Linked DNA regions of Homo sapiens: region 1 is linked to region 2. A link is a loop called in an ENCODE intact Hi-C map of the cell type or tissue named here. Cell type or tissue: natural killer cell. All regions are shown on one strand. Each heading gives the region's core, and the rest is flanking DNA. Links, peaks and the distances in the headings are about the cores only. Region 1 holds the start of TNFSF11 (TNF superfamily member 11). Region 2 has its middle 32 kb from the start of LINC02341.

Evidence for each region. A loop is a pair of places that touch in the nucleus more often than their neighbours do. Peaks named below come from ENCODE experiments on the same cell type or tissue, not always from the same donor. Only the 100,000 strongest peaks of a DNase experiment are listed, where the experiment ranks them.
Region 1: it touches region 2 in a loop (4-fold over the local background); 1 of 110 quality-filtered maps calls a loop at or near these places.

Annotation. Positions count from the first base shown.
Region 1 is chr13:42,571,429-42,578,072 of GRCh38, forward strand. TNFSF11 (TNF superfamily member 11) reads left to right here and starts at 2,724. Exons shown (of 5, transcript NM_003701.4): 1 at 2,724-3,094. The coding sequence starts at 2,876. RefSeq lists a silencer at 2,662-3,031 and an enhancer at 3,122-3,321. In natural killer cell, for the core only: no CTCF peak of the experiment used is centred there; a DNase peak (open chromatin) is centred at 3,663; H3K4me3 peaks cover 1,341 bases.
Region 2 is chr13:42,389,645-42,396,517 of GRCh38, forward strand. No RefSeq gene overlaps it. Among named protein-coding and RNA genes, the nearest start is that of LINC02341, 32 kb to the right of the region's middle. RefSeq lists enhancers at 5,109-5,158, 6,059-6,208. In natural killer cell, for the core only: no CTCF peak of the experiment used is centred there; DNase peaks (open chromatin) are centred at 3,257, 3,737 and 5,367; H3K27ac peaks cover 1,337 bases.

The DNA.
Region 1 (6,644 bases), core at 1,645-6,644, 180 kb after region 2:
CATGATTGTAGCTTACTGCAGCTTCGACCTCCTGGGCTCAAACAATCCACCTATCTCAGCCTTCTGAGTAACTGGGACCAGAGATGTGCACCAAAATGCCTGGCTAATTTGTTCATTTTTTGTAAAGATAGGGTCTCCCTATGTTCCCCAGGCTATTCTCCATCTCCTGGGCTCCAGTGATCCTCACGCCTCGGCCACCCAAAGTGCTGGGATTATAGAAGTGAACCACTGCGCCTGGCCTATTGAAGGTTTTTAATCTTCAGAGTTTCGACTTTATCAACAACACTTAGAAGCCACCAAAGAATTGCAGGTATGGAAATGACATATACTTTTGCTTTTAGAAGAAAATCCTGATCAGTGTGCACAGAATTCTTCAGGGGGCAAGTGTGATTCATTCTGATAAGATATAGCATGGCTTAGACTGGGAGACTGGCAGAGGCTTTGAAGATTTCTTTGCTCAAATTTTATTCAGCAAGTATTTACCATGCACCTACTATAGCAGGCAACATTTTTAGGAAATGGTGAATGTTACAGAGGTGAATAATACAGCAAGAGTCGTTGAACATATGGAGTTTATCTATTAGTTGGGGAGTGAATGTTGACAAAGGAATAAGTAAATACATAGGCAAGAAAGATACATTACCTGTGAAACAGCAGCAGGTAGACTGACAGTGGAGTATCTAATACAGCCTATGGAAGCCAGAAGATAGTGGGATGACATTTTTGGAGTACTAGTAGAAATGTCATATGAAGAACTCTGTAGGAATGTAACATACGGTCCCATATATGAAGCTCCTGGGTCAAGTATACCTGAACATAATTCAGGGATTTGAGGGACTTTCTTGTAACCTGAGGATCAAGATGTCAAGGAATTAAAAACATGTATAAAACATTGTTGTATAAAAACCCATTAAAAAGAATGGAAGACACTATAGTAAAATCATTGTGGGTTTAGTTGTTATAACACATTTTAAAAATCTTTGATCCCAATCAATATTTATAAGAAAGAAGAAATATGGAATTATTTCCTGAGTCAAGGAGCAGGGAGAGAATGAGGAAGAAGAGGAGGAGGAGGAGGGGGAGGAGGAGACAATAAACCTACTTCCCAAAGTTAACAAACAAAAAGTGGGAAGAGGTCAAAGACTACAAGGAGTAGAATTAACGTCAATTGTTTCTATGTTTGAGTCTGAAAATTTTTTGTCCCTTCTCCACCAACCTATATATTGATACACATATAAATGCTAAAGGCATTTTTGAATTTGAACAGATCATTTTCTTTGTATGGCTGCCTTTAAAAAAAATTCAACCTGGTCACTCTTCCTCAACATTTACTGAGGTCTAAGTGTTCAATTTAGAACACATGCTTTAATAACTCAGAGACCTGTCATTTGTCACAAATCTTGCCTAGAGAAATACTCATTAGCGAATTAGGCAGAAAGAGGATGCAAAATAAAAAGGCACAGTAGTCCCCTGATATCCATGGAAGACTGGTTCCAGGACACCACCAAACCCCTCCCCGCAAATACCAAAATCCATGGATGTTCAAGTTTCTTAACATATCATGGCATAGTATTTGCATTTAACCTACACACATCCTCTTGTACACTTGAAATTATCTTTAGATTATTTATAATACTTAATAGAATGTAAATGCTATGTAACTAGTTGTGTATCATTTAGGAAATGATCACAAGAAAAAAAGTCTACAGATGTTAGTCCAGACACAGCCATCCTTTTTTTTTTTTTCAAATATTTTTGATCTGTGGTTCATTGCATCCACAGATGTGGAACCCATGGATACTGTGGGCTAACTGTATTAATAAAAAAGTGGAAACATCCTAAGTTTCATGGGTGTTTAAATTGGTCAGCAACTTCCTTCTGAAGAAGTATCAGAATTTGTGAGCAATGTTAATATTTTTGTTTTCTCACTAAGAGCCACAGTTCTGAATAGAGGTTTTTAAAAAGCCCTAGCAAGGTTTCTTTAGCAATGAAACTAACATTTAACTGTATCATCAGCTTCGTGTTACATCTCTTTCCTGACTGTTGGGTGAGCCCTCCTCGGATGCTTGCTTCTGGCTACACGCCCCTTTACCCTTTTCTCTGCACTGTTTTCATCTTTATAAAGTCAGAGTTGGTGTCTATAGGCTCTCTACTGCCACATTCAAGACCTGCCTCGCTCAATGTCACCTTCAAGATGCAGAAATAGGGATTTGGGAAGGGGATTGTGAAATTTTCGAAGTCTTCCAAAATACTTTGAGAAACTATATTTGGAAGCACTTTGGGGGGAGAGGTTGGACAGGAAGGGTCTTCAGAGATCATCAAATTTAACTTTCTAAATCCTAAGGAGGAAACCGAGACTCCAGGATGTGAAGTCCCTTCTCTACCAAACTAGAATGGATGCAGGAGGAATGTCTGAGGTGCAATCCTTATCCTTTAGCAAAGGTGTCCTCTGCGTCTTCTTTAACCCATCTCTTGGACCTCCAGAAAGACAGCTGAGGATGGCAAGGGGAGTCTGGAACCACTGGAGTAGCCCCCAGCCTCCTCCTTGGAGGGCCCCCATGAAGGAGGCCCTTCAGTGACAGAGATTGAGAGAGAGGGAGGGCGAAAGGAAGGAAGGGGAGCCAGAGGTGGGAGTGGAAGAGGCAGCCTCGCCTGGGGCTGATTGGCTCCCGAGGCCAGGGCTCTCCAAGCGGTTTATAAGAGTTGGGGCTGCCGGGCGCCCTGCCCGCTCGCCCGCGCGCCCCAGGACCCAAAGCCGGGCTCCAAGTCGGCGCCCCACGTCGAGGCTCCGCCGCAGCCTCCGGAGTTGGCCGCAGACAAGAAGGGGAGGGAGCGGGAGAGGGAGGAGAGCTCCGAAGCGAGAGGGCCGAGCGCCATGCGCCGCGCCAGCAGAGACTACACCAAGTACCTGCGTGGCTCGGAGGAGATGGGCGGCGGCCCCGGAGCCCCGCACGAGGGCCCCCTGCACGCCCCGCCGCCGCCTGCGCCGCACCAGCCCCCTGCCGCCTCCCGCTCCATGTTCGTGGCCCTCCTGGGGCTGGGGCTGGGCCAGGTTGTCTGCAGCGTCGCCCTGTTCTTCTATTTCAGAGCGCAGGTGAGTGGCCACCTTCCCAGGGGATCGCGGCTGAGAGCGCCCATCTCCTTCCCCCGCACTTGGAAACTGAGTCTGGCGGCAGGGCTGGGCCACCCAGAGCTTGCATATTCCGGAAGGGAAAGTGACTCCAGAAGGGAGAGAGGAAGTGTTGAGTTTGGGGACAACCTGGCGCAGGGCTGTCGGGCGCACCCTGCTCTCTCTCCGCCCACGCACCCCAGCTTCTCGGTGCTCTGGGGGCGGACTCCCCTGGCCGGACGATGGGTTTGAATCTCACCCCGTCCCTTCGCTGGGAAACAACACTGGCCTCTCACCTTTTCTGGTAGTGATTGCATACTTTTTCTCCCTGTCATTTCTCACTTGAAGTTAAGAATCAACTTCTGTTCACGTAGGAAAAAAGATGAGCGCCTTCACTTGGGCATCTACCTTTCCCTTCCCGCCCACCACCCGGCGGGTTTCGGTTCCTGCGCCTGGCTGCTCTGCAGGTGTGCTGGGGCCACGGTGCTGGAGGGCTGCGCGGAGCGGGAGGTCGCGGTGCTCGTGCCCAGGTCGCCCAATGGGTGGGCAGAATGACACGGCGCGACCAGAGAGGCGCGGGCTCGGGATGGGGGCTCTGCGGCTGTGGCGCTGTCCTGTGGGGGTGAAGGAAGAGGGACAGCCCCACGTGCCTGCTAGGGATGTGGGCGGAGGAAGGAAGCGAGGTGAGTGTGATGGCACAGTGTTACTACAGTCTAGCAAATAACCAACCTTCGGAAAGATGAAGAGGTTTTTTGCACGACGGCTAGGAACTGCAGAGAGATAGTAGGAAGGAAGGGGTAAATTTGTAATATTATGCTTTCTGGTGGTTTATGCTCTTGTGTTTTCTTGGAAATTGCAGTGCAGTTGGTTGGATTCATTCAAATATTCTTGTCTGGTGCTGTGAACTCTTTCTCAGAGGAAGTGGGGGGCTGACTGTGCATTTTTTTTTATGGGAAAAGAAAGTTGGGTTTGGACTACATTCGTTTTCAGATTCAAAGGTGATTACTAAACCAAACGGGATGCATCAAAACATGGCATTGCTTGGATTGTATGGTTTTTTGACATGTGCCAATGTCTCGAACTCCATTACTTTTAATCATAGGCTTTTTGTTAAGTATTCATTATCCGCTAGTTTGCATTTTCTAGAACTAGTGTGATTACCTACTTAAAGTAGAAATGCAATGAGCCACACTTCAGAAAATCTGCATTAAATATAATCTACTCATTGAGAGTTTTGTTGTTTCTAAAAAGACAACTTTTGAGTGGTTTGCTTGCAACACAGATAACAAATCTATATGAAAGTGACTAAACGTCTTTCTTTCATTGGAGTGTGTTGCAATAAGAATGGCTTACCCATTTTCTCATCCAGCATTTTGTTAATAACCCCCATTTAGTGCTTGTGCATGGAGTGCCAGCGTTGTGCGTGGCACCGTCACCTGCGATGGAATGAGTTAAGAATCATTTATTCAACAGACAGTGTCCACTTACTATGGGCATGGAGCCAGATAGCAGAGTGGCCTAATAAAACCATTAAAATTCTTAGTCAAACAAAAGAGCAACAATCAGAAAAGGGATCAAAGATGCAGTAGTTCTCCACTGTTTATCTTTTCTAACACCTTCGGGATATGGCATTTTCATTGCCATAATAGTGAAGAGAGTGTCCAATGTTGAACGAGCAGTAGGAAATGAAGGAGTTCTAGGAACCATGAACAGCTTGGCTTGGCAGGAGCTGTGGAAATCGGTGGCATGGCTGTGTAGGAAAGAGTGACCTGCTGGGCTCTTGTTAGAGTTGTTCAGCTTTTCCCTAGGAATTCTCGGTGGTCCCCGTGGGTGAGGAGTCAGGGCTTTCAGTGATCTCCCATCATCCTTTAGCAGTCTTGATGCTGTATGGATGATAGTGAAACATTCAGAACCCCTTTTCAAAGTAAACGTGTGAGTTAGTAAGTCTAGCCAGAAAATATACCTTTGAAGAAGTTAATGTCATCAGACTTCTGGGTACGGTTTTCTTAAATACCATGAAAATTCGGTTCCTTTGACTTGTGCAAAATAATTTAGCTATTATTCTGAACCCAATTTTGTATTGCATTTTAAAAAGGCTATCTCCTTCAGTAAAGAAAAAATATTAGGAACAATGTGTTCATATGAATATACCACTAGATCGGGATGCATTTTACTGGATATTGTGTCTACAATTGTTACCCAAAGGAGTCCTAATCATTTTGAGATACATTCTGAAATATTTACAGATAAAACTGCTTTGGTGTCTGGAATTTGTTTCAAAATAATTTCTGGTTGCTTACAGATGAAAAAAGATTTGCCATACATTGGTAATAGCTGAAGCGCTGATGCGTGCCTAGGGGTTCACTCTGTAATTCTTTCCCCTTTTATGTGTGTTAGAGATCTTCTTTCAAAGTCTTAGCTAAGAGAATAGTCTCCATTTGACTTGCCGCTGATTTAACATTTTCACTTATATCGGCTCTTTTGGATTGGAACTTGGTACCAAATAAATCAGTAGTTTTTTGATTCCCACTAAAGTTGTGAATCAACTATCTGAGGTTTCTAAATGCATTTGAATGAGAACAAACTATCTAGTAACATGTTTGTAGTTTACAGTTAAAAATGACGAATTAGTTTTATTGTTTTTGTTTAAAGGTGGAGAAAAGAAGGTATGCAAGTCCTCAAGGAAAAGCAGTTTGAGTTTTTAAATGCATTTAAAAGAATGCCCAGAATAGTGTAAAAATTACGGTGACGGTTAAAAAGTTTTGTTTTCTTAAATGTTTGAATAGATAAAATTGAATCAGCCTCCTAAATGTTTGCAGATTGCATGTGCCTAGATGTAAAAAATACATATCTACTAGATCCGGTGTAGCTTGGCTTTTCCCCCACCACCCTGCCAAAGAGAAAATAGTGTGTGGCTTCTGCTATATATTTACCACATAGTATTCATACTTTGGTTTACAAAGAAAAAAAATAAAAACCCTTTCAAAAAGTTGCTCTGTGTGTGTGTGTGCATGTGTATGTGTCTTTAACATCCATATAACCATATTCAAAGCTTAGGGTTTAGCTATAAAGATAAACTTTTCAGAAAACTGAAGATGTTTTGCCCTTTTAACTTCTTCCCTCGATCCCCCAATATGCACAAACCAACCTCCCTGGTTGTTTGTTACCCAGGACAGCAGTCACTACTGAAAATCTGATGTAGAGGTGTGCACTGCCTGTTTGAAAACACAGATAACGAAGTAGCACAAACGTCAAGCATCCTGCCTCATTTAACCCTACAAATGATTAAGTTTCAAGGAAGTTAAAAAAAATGAGACAGTGTATTTCGTAGGCACATTATCTGACAAATGCATTTTAACAGTCCATTTTAAGTCAGATATTCAAGATTTACTTAATGTTTTCAGACGTGTCTAAGTACAATGAATTCATTGGTTACTCAGTTTACTGTGACTTTTGGTTGAATTTCTGTGTTCCTCAATGAAGTGTAAGTTCCATGAAGACAGGGACTGCTTGCTTTGCACACCACCTTATTCAT
Region 2 (6,873 bases), core at 1,117-6,116:
GGGACTACAGGTGTGAGCCACTGTGCCTGGCCTGTAGTTACCATTTTTATACTTCATGACCAACATCGCCCCATTCCCCCTTCTGCCAACCCTTGGCAACCACCATCTTACTATGAATTTGATTATTTTAAATTCCACATGTAAGTAAAATTGTTCAGTATTTCTCTTTCTATGTCTCATTTAGCATAATGACCTCCAGCTCCATCCATGTTGTTACACATGACAGGATTTTATTTATTTTAAAAGGCTGAATAATATTGCATTGTGTATATGTCTATCATGAGAATTTTGAAGAAGCCTCAAGAGTGGTCAAGGAGAATCCTGGCTACAAGAAGATGATGTTTAATTATGGGCATTAAATTGTCTAATTAATAACCAAGGTCATCTGGAGAAAATCTGTGGGTAGATGGGATCAGGTTTCTGGGATTCAATCTGACACACGACTCATTAATCAATGAGGCCAAAGCTCCCCAGTGACCTCCATATTGTCAAACTCACTATGTGCTTCTTGGTTCTTGACCTCTAAAATTAACTGATGTTGGTGACCCTCTACCCCTTAAATCAGTGACTGATATGACAAAATTCTCTTTTGATCTTATATGTTTTGGGGGTTCTTGGTTGAATCTTCCTCTGTATGGCTTTTAAAAGCTGGTGTTGCCAAGGATTTGGGCCTTAGTCTTCTCCCGTTTGTGTAGGCAATTTGATCAGTATCTTTACTTTTTTTTGAGATGGAGTCTCGCTCTGTCACCAGGCTGGAGTGCAGTGGCGTGATCGAGGCTTACTGCAACCTCTGCCTCCTGGGTTCAAGCGATTCTCCTGCCTCAGCCTCCCAAGTAACTGGGACTACGGGCACGCACCACCATGCCTAGTCAATTTTTGTATTTTTAGTAGAGACGGAGTTTCACCATGTTGGCCAGGATGATTTCGAACTCCTGACCTCAAGTGATCTGCCCACCTCGGCCTCCCAAAGTATTGGGATTACAGGCGTGAGCCCTTGCCTGGCCAGTATCTTCACTTTTAACCACCACCCATTTGTAGATGTTACCCAGCATAAAACTGTGCTATCTTTGTAAGGAGGCTCTTTGAACTTAGCCCAATCCAGTTGGCTGGTATGTCCATCAGTTCTTCCTGCTGTATGTCCTTTCAGGCCCTTCTCTTCTCTACAGCCCCATCCCAGAGCTGCCTTAGGTAAGGTCTTCCTCATCTTATGTGTGGCAGAGCCAAGTCTCTGTGGCAGAAACCCTGACATCTACTTCGACTCCCTCTACTGCTTTGCCAACAACGTGCACTTTCTAAAATACATGAGCTTTTAAAAAAATTCAACCTGATAGATTGTCTTCTAATACATGAATTTAATATGTTGATATTTATTGTGATTATCACCATATTTGGACTTATTGTTAACATCTTAAAAATACATACATTTTAATTTCTTCCCAACACTTTTTTCTCTCCATTGCTTTGGAAACTATACATTTAACTTTTTGGTAGGTTATATCTTTACCATACATGAGTTTTCTAATAACATCTGAAATTATTCAGTCACTCTCATTCCTCTATCTTCCTTATTTTTGTCACCTAGAATTTAAAATAAAAGAGTTATTTTTGATAGTTAGTAGTTAAATTATCAATATAATTTACCAGTTTCTTTGCTCACCATTTAAAATAAATTTGTACTCCTTCTTTGTGATCCTTTTTCCTCTTGAGGAACTATTTTTCATTTAGTGAGTGTCCGTAGGTGTTAAAAGTTCTTAGACTTCATATGTCTAAAAATATCTACCTCACCTTCTTCTTAAATGATAGTTCAAATAGGTAAAGAATACTTATTTTTCCTTAAGCTTTGATCACATCACTCTTCTGTCTTCTGATATTTGTTGTTAATGATGAGAAGTCTGCTGTTGGTCTTATTGCTACTCTTTTGTGGATTGTCTTTTTCCCTGTTAGATTTTAAATTTTTTTCTCTATAGCAATGTTCTGCAGTTTCATTACAATGCATCTAGTTAGGAATATATATATTTGATGCCCAGTGTTCACTATAAATCTATGATTTTTTTCAATACTGGAAAATTATGAACTGTTAGTTCCTTCTATATATTTTTTTCTACACCAATTCTTCTATTCTTTCATTTTGGGGCTGCTGTGAGTCTTCTGTTGGAATCCCTCAGTCTGTCCTCTTGGCTTCTGATGACCCTTTTCATGTCTTCTTTTTATCTTCTGTGCTATCTTCTGGGCAGTCTGTGAGCTTCCAATTTCAATGACAGTATATTCTGTTTTCAGGACTAGTATTTGGTTGCTTTTCAGAACCATATATTGTTTATTCATATCTGCTTTTTTTGTTTGTTTGTTTCTCATAGATGTAATTACTTCCTTTATCTCTGAGGGTTTTAAGCATGCTTCTTTTAAATGCTTTTGAGATTGCTCAGGTGTTTCTATTTGGAGGGAGTAAATGTTGCTGGTCTTTGAGCTTGTTGTCTAACTTTCTTCCTGTTAAATTTTCTTTCAAATTTAGGTTTGTATGCTCTTCCTGAGGAGCTCACTTCTCCCCATAGCTCTGGGTTATTTTCCTCCCCAGTTAATGGTTTTGACATTGCCTCTGTCTGGTTCCCAGGAACTCTGTTCTGGATCCAGGTTGAATGTTGGTGGATGGGCTCTTACCTCATGTACTGGGGATACCTACATGTAGCCACTCAGCTGGTGGGTGGCTTCCCCCAGGACGGGGCTCCAGGGCTGTGCCTGCTTCCTGCCCATCCACTGGCCTATAGAAAGGCCAATGTTTTAGCTTTTCCACCTCCTTTTACAAACAAGGGAGCTCAGCACCATGCCTGGCTTCAGGTGGTGATCCTGACTTGGGTCCTCTGCCATATCTGGAAGGTTTTGCTCCCTGTTACCCCAAAAGAATCAGACTTTGGTCATCTATGCCTTCTTGACCAAGAGACCAAGAGGCCCATGGTTTTGACACTATTTATTACTCTTTCTTTTTCATGGAAGTATTTATCTGATTTTTCAGTGTGATTTTATTTTTATTGCAGAAATACATGTTTTACATATTATTGCTGTGTTTGGAGTAGAGATGAGGGGGCCCACAACTTGAGCTCAAAATGCCATTTTGCCAGGGAATATCTCTCCCTATTAATCTTTGTGTTCCCATGCTTGTCACATAGCAGGTGCTTGATGAATTTTGGTGGTTTGCTGTTACTGAGACATGGGCCTATTGGAGGCACAGAGGCCTGATGGTGAGAAAACCCCAGTTACCACAAAGTCAGGGAAAGCTCTGTCTGAGGCCCTCTTCTGTGACTTGGAGGCCTATCTCAGAAAGCTCTACTTCCTGGAAGGACTATCAGGGTGTTAAAGTGTCCTCGCTACTAGAGAGAGGACTGATCCTTTTAGTGCAGAAAAGCATCCTCATCCACTTATGAGCCTTTCGTGTAGTGTTTAAAGAAAGTGTTGTCATTTAAGCTGATTTGTGGCCCATCAGAAGACTCAATATCCCCAAATTTGGATTCCTGGGCCAGTGGGTCAGTGTTCTCTTCAGCAGACTGCCTCAGTGGTAGAGACAGGAGCTGCATTGATTGTTGACAGGACACCAACCTGTGTGAAAAGCAGGTCTCACATAATCTGTCCAGGCGATAATCTGCTTTAGGATTGATAGATGCCCTCTGTGGAGAAAATAAGTCAGTAATGTGCTCTCAGCAGGAAACTTTGTCAGCAGCGGGTTGTTAGAAGTAAAGGGTGTGATTACAATCTAACTTCAGTGTAACTTTGACTCTTCCGTGTGTTTTTCTCATTTATCTCATGAGTCATAAAAACATTTTGATGATTGCAGCAAAGTCTGTGGCTACTTAGCTCTACCACACTGGAAACACTTTATCCAGTAATAGAAAGAAATAGAGTGCCACATTGTTATGTTCCAGAGATCCAGCCTCCGCTCTTTCTTTGTCTTTTATTGGAAACTTGTGAGATTTGGAAGACTGTTCCCTGGATGCATTTGGCATCCCAGTTTGCTGAGAGTTTCTACAGTTCTGGTTCACTGCTGGCTCAGCGTGGTGTGGGAGACATTGGGTGTTTTGCCTGTCCAGCATCTATTTCCATTCTTCTAGGAACTGGATGTTTCTGTCTGGTGGAGAACGTATTCCACAACTGGAGCCAGACCCACCCTGCCACAGAGGAAGCCACGTGACCCAGGAGTGGTTTAGAAATGGGCACATGACCCAAGCAGAGGCTTCCCAGGACCTTTCTGTTGGAACTATTTGAAACTACTTTCATTCCACTGGAATTCTATGCTGGCAACCACCTTCTCACCTTTTGGAGAGCACCTGTCCAGCAGGTGCAGAGAGAGGCACGTGTATGATGACATTGTCTGAAACCTTACATCAGCCTTGCCCGAGGTCAAATGCATTTCAGTGAATAAACTCATGGATTTCTTTCTTGATTTAAGCTAATTTGAGTTGAATTTCTGTCACTCAAGACTGAAAGTGTCCTGACCCTTATGTGTAGGAGTTAGGAGTGAGAAATCATTTAACAGAATTCTTGAGAGCATGCTCTGTTTACATCTTCACTCATTTCAAGCCCAGGCTACTTATGATGCATGCCTGGCCCTTAGGCACTCTCAGCATAGTTGTTTATGAAGGATTTTGGACAATAATTGACTTTTTGGGTGTCTAAGGTTTGAGTTTCTTTTATCAACTAGTGCTGGAGGAGCCAAATAGTCAAGACTGGGGAAAGGAGAGGAGGAAGAAGACCATGAAGTAGGGAACCTACTGATCCTAGGAGCCATCCAGGAACTGCAACTATTGTGTGCCTAAATACAGGAAGGGCCAGCGACTGAGGATGTGCCTTCTGGATGCCTGCCACGTTTCCTGCTCATTCACCCAAGCCTGCCGAGATATCAGTTTACCCAGAGAGTCAACGTACTTTTTCCACAGTGAGACCAATTGAGAACACAAGTATCCCAATTTCCAGGCAAGTGCTCTATTTATCAGATCACACTTCCTTCCTGCTTTGAGAACAAAATAACCTAGCAGTCAGAAAGCACAATTGGGCACAAGATTCTACAAACAACAGGAGAACATATCCTGTAGAAAAACAGCACAGTGTGCGTGGTCTGTGTAGCTGGGAGCTCCTGTAGAACAGGTGGGCTTTCAGAAGTTCAAGAGAAGGAAGATAGGACAGAGAACCTCTGAGCTTGCCTCTTTCCACCAAAAAGCTGTGGAGGTTCTGACTCAGGGTACACAGGTGCAGTAAGACTGTGTGGGGCAGGAGGAACAGCAGGAGGAGAAGACATAGAAATCAGTAGAAGGCAAGGCTGAATGAGGGGACTGATTGCTGATTAGAATCTTGCTCTTCTCTTCTATGTGTTGTGTTCCAAGGGAACCCCTAAGTCTGAATATGGATTGGAATAGGAACCTTGAAACTGTCATTGAGGAGCGAAGCATGGCAGTGTTGGGGTGGGTGTTGCCAGGTGGACGGGATGGGGAGAGGAAGTGGTTTTGTAGGAGAACAAAAGAGAAGCAAGTGAAGATGGTTTCTTCACCAGAAGCTGCCCTCAAGCCGAGTAAGCGAGGCATGGAATGTTGGGCTTCTAGAAAGATCCTGGACCTTAGGCCCTGATCCAGGTGGAGCCCAGAGGGCTGAGATCAGAGGAAACCTGCTGAGAAAGTGTGGGATTTCTTACCACAAGACAGTCTTACTGCCCTGACCAGACCTGGCCACGATTGACATTTAGACAAAAAAGAGCACACAGAGAACACTGAGGAGCGTGGCCCACCCATGCTGTGTAGGAGGCAGACAGACACCTTTTGTCTGTGAGGCCAGTACACTCTGTGTGTCTCCTCTAGTCTACAGCCAATTCCCTCAGCCATCGCTGGCTTTTAATCCAAAAACTCATCTGTGGGAGATTGATTCAGCGCCTACGTGCTGCCTGTCAGCTCAGGGCCAGGGCAAAGCCAAGCAGGGCACAGATGTGGCTTCTGCTCCCACCTTTCTGGCTCCTCCATGCCCTTTAATTCATTGCATCAGGTTCCCCTTTTTAAGAGCTTAACGACTGAGGTGTGTGCACAGCTTGTGTTCCTGACCAAGGAAAAACTCTGTGCTCTGTCTGCGGCACGTCAGCATCCTCCCCCGTCTCCTGTTGCCAGCCTCTGCCCTGCCCAATGCAGTTCAGCTGGCTTGCCAGCACCGATGGGAAGCCTTCTGGTTGCCCCTGGCTGATGAAGGTCTTCTCTCCCCACCCCCAGCCCTGCTCCCAAATGGGGAGAGTTTTTGGAGACCCTCAAAATAATTATTCACTCCATTAATTAGATGTGTAAAAAGGGTGGGGGATATTACTCTAGGAACGAATTTGAGACCCTTGTGGTGTCAGAGAAAGGACTAAATGGACAACAAGCCCACATTATAAATTATTTATTTCATCCATTCCATCTGAACAATGGATACGTCCATGTGAAAACCAGAGCTCAAAAATCAGAATCAAAGGACTGACCACCATGGCCCACAAGCACCCTCTACATCACTGACCCCCTAGTATGTCATTAAAATAATTAAAAATAAAGAGGCTGGGTGCAAGGGCTCATGCCTGTAGTCCCAGCAGTTTGAGAGGCCAAGGTCAGAGGATGGCTTCTGGTCAGGAGTTCAAGACCAGCCTGGTCAACATAGTGAGACTCAATCCCTACGAATTTTTTTTTTTTAAAGACAAGAAAAAAAAAGAAAAGAAAAGCCAGTTGATTCAGGTGCTCTAATGAGATCTCTAGACTTGTTCTTTGAACCCATGTTTATGTTAAACAGGAGCTTCCAGCTCTAGGTTCTTGGGCACAGGCTGATGTGAGTTCATTGTGGATTCCTGTGAAGTGTGTTACTGCAGGTGACCGAAACTGGACT